3 separate regions of the Mus musculus genome follow, and regions 2 and 3 are each linked to region 1. The links are chromatin loops, found by intact Hi-C in ENCODE. Cell type or tissue: heart. All regions are shown on one strand.

The links. Peaks named below come from ENCODE experiments on the same cell type or tissue, not always from the same donor. Only the 100,000 strongest peaks of a DNase experiment are listed, where the experiment ranks them.
Region 2: it touches region 1 in a loop (7-fold over the local background); 6 of 42 quality-filtered maps call a loop at or near these places.
Region 3: a loop joins it to region 1, with 5 times the contacts of the local background. A loop is called at or near these places in 6 of 42 quality-filtered maps.

Annotation. Positions count from the first base shown.
Region 1 is chr13:73,404,925-73,407,424 of GRCm38, reverse strand. No RefSeq gene overlaps it. Among named protein-coding and RNA genes, the nearest start is that of Eprn, 59 kb to the right of the region's middle. In heart, a CTCF peak has its summit at 1,464; no DNase peak of the experiment used is centred here; H3K4me3 peaks cover 816 bases; H3K27ac peaks cover 577 bases; H3K27me3 peaks cover 820 bases.
Region 2 is chr13:73,090,564-73,093,063 of GRCm38, reverse strand. No RefSeq gene overlaps it. Among named protein-coding and RNA genes, the nearest start is that of Gm30154, 41 kb to the left of the region's middle. In heart, a CTCF peak has its summit at 983 (motif pointing left); no DNase peak of the experiment used is centred here.
Region 3 is chr13:73,086,608-73,089,107 of GRCm38, reverse strand. No RefSeq gene overlaps it. Among named protein-coding and RNA genes, the nearest start is that of Gm30154, 45 kb to the left of the region's middle. In heart, a CTCF peak has its summit at 1,107 (motif pointing left); no DNase peak of the experiment used is centred here; H3K27me3 peaks cover 393 bases.

The DNA of each region.
Region 1 (2,500 bases):
TCAGCATCTTAAATGCTGGGCTTACAGATGTGTACCATCATGTTTGCTGGATTTTAGGAGGATATGCTTAGATGAGTGTCTTCTGAAGTAGAGGACCATCATGGGTGTTTATACAGAAACAATGTCCTAATCCAGTTGGTTCTGCAGCTGTAGCGAGTCCTTACTATCACTGAGGACAGGGATCATGGTATCTGCAGGACTGCAGAGAAAGGGTGAAGTCCAGTGGGCCCCTACAGTGGCCAGCAGATGAGTGGAATAATAGCCTTCCCTGAGGTGCCCCTACCCTGCTAGAAGGCAAGAAGCTTGGTGTGCAGCCAAATGCCCAGCCAGGGGGGTCTCAGAAAAGAAGAGAGAAAACTGTGCAAGGCTTTTCTCACTTTCAGACTTAAGAGGTTCTTAAATGCAACTGTTTCACTTTTGGATGTTATAGACCAGCAGGGGACATAACTGGGTTGTAGCAGACAATTGTGTTCAAACTTGATAAGCTCAATTCAGTCCTCCAAATTGGACTGACTGAAAGCTTGGTGCCAGTGCCCGGAAGAAAAGATGCTTATTCATTCCTTAGCTTGCTCATCCATCCATCCATCCATCCATCCATCCATCCATCCATCCAGTCCTGGGACAGTGTCCACAGGCAGGGCTGGGAGCCTACTTGTTCCAAAGAGAATCCAAGCATGTTTGTAGCTGCCTGGCAGGTGTGGGGACTGAGATCAGAGTCTGAGAGTTCTGGAAGGGTAAGAAAGGGTCGGCAGGAGTTCCATGAGAAAGTGGAAAGCAGGGACCGGCTTAGTATTCAGTTAGACCCGGGAGGAAAGCAATATATACAAACAATCAGCAACTGAGGATCTCTTAGGGGTTCCAAGAGGAGGACAGAGGGAGAGAAGCAGGGGGTGATGCCGAATCCAAGCAGAAGTGAGGGCAGCGGAACCCCAGGATAGAGGGAAGTGCAAGGGCTATGGGCCACAATAGCTGGGCCCTAGAGCCTGTGAAACTGTCCAAAGCGGGAGCAGTCAAGGATGCCCACTACAGGCTAGTGGCAAGGTGCTCAAGGCAGGCTGGGATCCAGGCAGCTGGAGTGGAGAAAAGAGTCTTGAGGGGTGGAGCAGCCCTTCTACTCCACAGTCTTTCAGCAGTCCAGGAGGGGAACCGAGGGACCACGTTTACCTAGCCTATGACCTCAGGCAAAGGATCTAGGGATTGGAAGTTGGCAGGGACCTCCCCCTGCTCCAACCAGCTTCGGAAACTACTGGCTCACATTCCACTCAGAGTGGTCCTCTCCTTTCCGGTAGAGCGTGGCCGGCCTGGTCTCCAGAGTAGGGGTAGGAGTATCAATTGCGACTTTGCCCACTTCCCTATGAAAGGGATTCTGGGGAACAGTCTCCTCCTTTTTCCAAAGACCCACAATCAGGGCATCCCCTCGAGAGTCTCAATCTGCCTGCAGAATGACCTCCCCTCGCCCGCCCAGCGGTGGCGCCCTTGCTCTGGGAACGTGGAACCCTGAGGCTCTGACGCAGGGTCTGGCTCCAGTTACGTACTGACCTTAGGGTGTCAGGTTGCAGGAGACTGGAGGTCTGTGGCTGAGCTTGTCCCAGGACAGTTTTTCAGTGGTGGGAAGAGACGGGTCAGAGTACCTGTCAAGAGAAACCCTGTCACTTCCCACAGGCAATTTTGCTAACACTCTCCATTTCTCAGCCTAGTTGAAGATCATCTCGTAATCGGTAAAGGAGATTCCCACCCATATCCCAGTATAGCTGCCTCACCCCAATTGGACCTACAGCAGCAGTTCTCAACCTGTGGGTCACAACCCCCCCCCCCCAGTGCCACATATCAAATATTTATGATTCATAACAGTAGCAAACCTACAGTAATAAAGTAACAAAGACATATTTTATAGTGGGAGGGGGGTCACCACAACATGGAAAATTGTATTAAAGGGTTGCTGAAGCATTAGAAAGGTTGGAAACCACTGGCCTGCAGACTTTGTGGCAAAGATTCTGTCTTAGTCAGGGTTTCTATTCCTACACAAACATCATGACCAAGAAGCAAGTTGGGAAGGAAAGGATTTATTCAACTTACATTTCCACATTGTTCTTCATCACCAAAGGAAGTCAGGACTGGAACTCAAGCCAGGTCAGGAAGCAGGAGTTGATGCAGAGGCTATGGAGGGATGTTACTTACTGGCTTGCTTCCCCTGGCTTGCTCAGCTTGCTCTTTTATAGAACCAAGACTACCAGCCCAGGGATGGCACCATCTGCAATGGGCCCTCCCACCCTTGATCACTAATTGAGAAAATGCCTTGTAGCTGGATCTCATGGAGGCATTTCCTCGAGAGGGGCTCCTTTCTCTGTGATAACTCCAGCTTGTGTCAAGTTGACAGACAAACCAACTGGTACAGATGCCTAGGCTCTTACCTGGCCCCAAGAATCCCCACCTGTATTGCACTTTTGCTTCAGCATACACCTGGGCCCTGCAGACAAGCCTCCCCTGCTCAGGTCACACT
Region 2 (2,500 bases), 310 kb after region 1:
CCCACACTCTTCTCAAGAGGGATGCTATTGGATGGGGCAGCAGTGGGACATTGGGTTACAATGGCCCCATCATTGTGAAGTTAGATGACACAGATTCCCAAACACTCCAATAGGCATTAAAATGCATACAACTCCAGACTATTGATGTAGGTGCTTCTATTAGGAGCTACTTGAAGGACTCCATATCTTTCCTGGTCCAACAGAGTCTGATGTTTGTCACCTAATTCTAGTGTCATCTAGATGGACACGTTAGTACCAGAACTCAAGTCATCATTCCCAGAACATGTAACGAAGACCTGTAATCATATTCTACTCCATGGGCTGTGTTTAGACCCAGCTCATACTAAGAAATGTCTCATCATAGTGTTGAGCTATGACCAACTTGAAGCAAGGTCCTGGGAAGAGTATGACTGCCATATTAGCCACATGTGTGTCAGGTGTCCTGGTGAGCAGGAGTGAAGGTCAGGTCTGTTGAGTGTAAGTTGAGTCCTCCTACTGTAACCTGTGTGCAGCTGACCTGCCTGTCAGACCATTTTCTTCTACCAGTGTCATACACTCTGCCAAAGGAGGGATATGTACAAGACAAATGTTTAAAACAGTTTATCAACATGCTGCAGCTGGTACAAATGAATGTTAATCATCTTAAAGAGTGAGGGCCTCCTTTTGCCTGGTACACAGAATAAAGAAACGTACTTTGGGGTCACAAGCATTATGTACTCTTTTTTCCCCCTGTTACAAAATACCTGACAATATTTTGACAAGCAATTTAAAAAAGGAAAGATTTGTAGTAGGTCACCGTTTGAGGGAATCCAGCCCATCATGGTGGGTAATGCATGATAAGAGGAGTGAGAGGAGGCTCATGACATTGTATCCACAGTCAGGAAGCAGAGAGTGAAACCTCAGGGCTTGCCCTCAGTGGACAGCTTCCTTCCATACGGCCCCACTTTCCAAAGGTTCCAAAATCTCCCAAAACAGCACCATCTGCTGGGGACTAAGTGTTCAGACATATAATCCTTTGAAGGCATTTTCTATTCAAACCACACGTGTTCTGGATTCCATAGGCTTACAGTCATCTCATGATGCAAAATGCATTCTTCTGCTTCAAAAGCCTCCACAGTCTTTAACAGCTCAAACACAATTAAAATCCCTAAGTCCAATCTGTTCTTAAAGCAATGTCTTAACTATGATCCTTGTACAACAACAAGCCACATACATCCAATATATAACAATGTAGACTAAACAGTCACGTGCTCAATTTGGAGAACAGGTGGATGGAAAAGGAGAGATAAGAGCGAAACAAGACCCAAATTCAGCAAACACCAGACCCTGCAGATCATGCTCAGCACTGGGGGACTGTGATGGAATCATCTAGGCTTCACTGGTCTTTGGCAGCCCTACCCCTTCATCTCTGCTATCTTCAGCACATGTGACCGCTCTTGGACCGACTCCACCCCACACCTGCAGTTCCCCTTGACAGAGTTCCTGCCACATCCAGCATTGCAACTTAGGGGCTTTAGCTATAACATAAGCTTCACCTTTAAAGCTTTATGCAAAGGCACCTCCTGCCACACACTGCCTCATCTCAGAAGCTTTGTGGAACCTGGGTTCTCTGTTACATCTTGCATGTCTGCGGGACCAGCCTCATGTAGATGCTACTCTCAGATTCTGCTCCAATCGTCAAATGTAGGCTGACACTCTTAGATCACAAATCTAAGTCTGACGTGGTGCCTAAATCTAAGGAAATGCTTCTCTAGTAGTTATGTCCAGCAGGGAACCCTTTCGGTGGCAGTCTCAGTTTAGGCTCTTTCAGGAATATTTGCATTTTGATGAGTTACCACCTCTGGTGAGTGGGTCTTGCCCTCAGGGACCCTTTCCTCTTCCCAGCTGCAGAGCACCAGGCTTTTCTTTAATACTTTTAATCTTTCACGGTTACAGCTGCTTTCTTCACACACTCCTTGTCTGCAATTTTAATCATGCACACAGCCCTTTCCTCAAAACTTTTATTCCATATAAGATTATATATAATTATATATAAAATAAATAAATACATATATTATAATCTTATTTATAAAACCTTATAAATAATATAACCTTATATATGTGCATATATCATATACAGTTATATATCATATACAGTTATATATCACCATATATCACATAAGGATATATATATAAAAGTCTATACATCTCAGCAAACTTCTACACAGTTGGAATGGCCATTTTGAAGCTCTGAAGCTTCACGTTAGATTTTATACTTTCACTATCAAGTAAAAACTATCATTTATGCACTTATCAGCAGAAAACCCTGAAACCAAAGGCCAAAACCTAAAAATCCACAACAGGCTTAAAAGTAGAAAAAAAGTTAGCTTTATATTCACCTCTATGACTCATCCAGGCTGCACATGCCTGGTGTCTTTCTCCTTTGCTTGCAGCTCTCTCACTGAGACTTGGCAAAGAACCAGAAGTAGCAGCCATACAGCCCGAACAGTATACTGTCTTG
Region 3 (2,500 bases), 320 kb after region 1:
ATTATCTTCTGAGGAACTAGCACCAGGCACTGAGCTGAAGCCAAGACAAACCAACTGGCACATCACAGGTGCCCAGAGGTAGTTGGGCCTGTGTTTCTGATGCTCTACTTGGAAAGACGGGCATCTCAAAGAATGCATTCAGCAACTGACCAGGCACTTTTACTGTTAGAGCCATTTCTTTCCATGATGTCTCGAGGTTAGGATACAAGAAGGGGACATTGCTCCCTTTACATGGCTTATAGTGTGTGTGTGTGTGTGTGTGTGTGTGTGCATGTATCTATGTGCATATGAGTGCAGATGCCCTCAGCATCCAGAAAAGGGCATTGGGTCTCTTGGAGCTGGACTTATAAGCAGTTGTAAAATACCTGATGTAGGTGCTGGTAATCAAACTTAGGTCCTCTTCAAGAGCAACAAGTGGTCTTAACCACCAAGCCATCTTGCCATCCTCTGCATCAGGTTTTAAGTCAGTGTCCAGGTAATGGTACACAATATAGTTGTTGGTGTGGTGTTCAGCGGCCGCTAGGTGTAAACCAAGGAGATGTACACCTGAGCATCTTGAGAAAGCCTAAGGCAAGTCCTCTGCACGATGCCTTGTGGATCTGTCAAGAGTGAACCAGGTCAAACCAGACATGGGTAAGGCTTGGGAGCCAGTTTTCTGGAGTCTATAGATCTTGCACATTGTACTACATGTAACTTCTGGAGCCTTAAAATTCTGTACCTATGTACAGGGGTGCCTGTTTCATTTTTCAGTTTAGTTGTAACATGAATTACCTATTCTGCTATGTCTTCTCTTCCTTCTTTCCACCCAACCTCAAGGAAATGGGGGAAGAGATCTTCCAGCCTAGGCTCCTTTGTGTTTCAGGGTATACAGGGGCAACAGTGAGGGGGTGGGATGTGGGGCAGTAAACTCATGCTCCCAGATGTGTCTTTTTCTAGTGGCCTTGTCTGATGGACAAGGAGCATTAAGTGAACACACACACACACACACACACACACACACACACACACACACACACACACACCTGTTTTTGACCTGTGAGGTAAGTCTACCTAGAACCTGTAGGTGCTGCTGCAAAAATGGACCTGGCACCATCTAGTGGCAATATTTCTGAACAGCAGATACAAGTGTCCTGGGCCCCAGAACTTGACTCTCCCTCTCTCCTTTTCCTCTCCTCTCCTCTCCCCTCCCCTCCCCTCCCCTCCCCTCCCCTCCCCTCCCCTCCCCTCCCCTCCCCTCCCCTCCCCTCCCCTCCCCTCCTCTCCCCTCCCCTCCCCTCCTCTCCTCTCCTCTCCTCTCCTCTCCTCTCCTTTCTCCTCCCTCCCCCTCCCCACTCCTCCCTTCGCTTCCCCCCTCCCTCCTCCCTCCTCTCACCTCTCTCTTCTCTTCTTCTTTTCTGTAGAGGCTTTCTAGGCTACTCCCTAAGCTTAAGTGATTATCCTGCCTCAGCCTCTAAGATCACAGCTGTGTGCCATTGTCTGGCTCAGCCTTACTCCCTTGGTAGTTCATCTGATGGGGCCCTGGGGCTCTGAACAGACAGTAAAAACCATCAAGACCTTATTCGATCTTTTGTAGCCCAGAGATGTCTATGATTCAGAAAGAATTCACCCAGTCCAACCTCACATTCACAGTCTGCTTATCAACGTCTATAGTTACTTGACCTCTATTTGAGATCATATTCAAGTTGCACACCCCACTCACTGAGGAGATGGGGCACAGCTAGTTCAGAGGTCTGCTTATGCTCAGTGAATTAGTGGTGAAGCTAGTCTAGGCCTGTGCTTGCTCTGGAATGAGCATACAGTCCTTGATTGTCCTGTGATAGAGCCCTTCTCCTCCTGTTCTGTCTTCCCATCTCTTCCCTTTCTTAAACTCTCCTTGTATTATCTTTCCCCTTGATAAATGTTTTTTGATCACCCATTCTAAGGTACAGACAGAGGGTACATGTACCACACATAAAAACATGGCTAATCTCAGGATACTGGGCCAAAATTTCTGTGTAGAGTCCAGGCAATACACAGGCTGTAGATACAGGGGTACAATTGTCATAGTGTAGCTGACAGGGACAGTATCCCATATAGGCTATCACTAAGAAGCAGAAAGTATAACCGACCATTGGGGATCCAGGATGCTTGCTGCAGACTCTGAACTTCTGCTACTGGGACCTGTTCTTCCAATTTCACAGTCCTGCCTATCTCCCACCAGCTGTATTCCACCACAGCTCGAAGGAGGGCTGTGACCACATTCCAGGCAAGGAAGCCACAGTGCAGAGTGAGATACAAACCAGTGAGAAGAGACTTCATTTCTTCCAAATCTGTCCATCACATCCCTAGTCAGGAATAAAAGACCAGCAGGTCACAGTCCATCTAAGACAGCTGGGAATTACTCTTGAGATGTGACCAGTCAATTGGAAGCAGGGACTTATCAATACATCCCTGGAAATTCATGCAAGGGAGAGTGTGGGCAAAGGGAAAGACTGATCTTCTCTGTCAATGACCCTGGTAC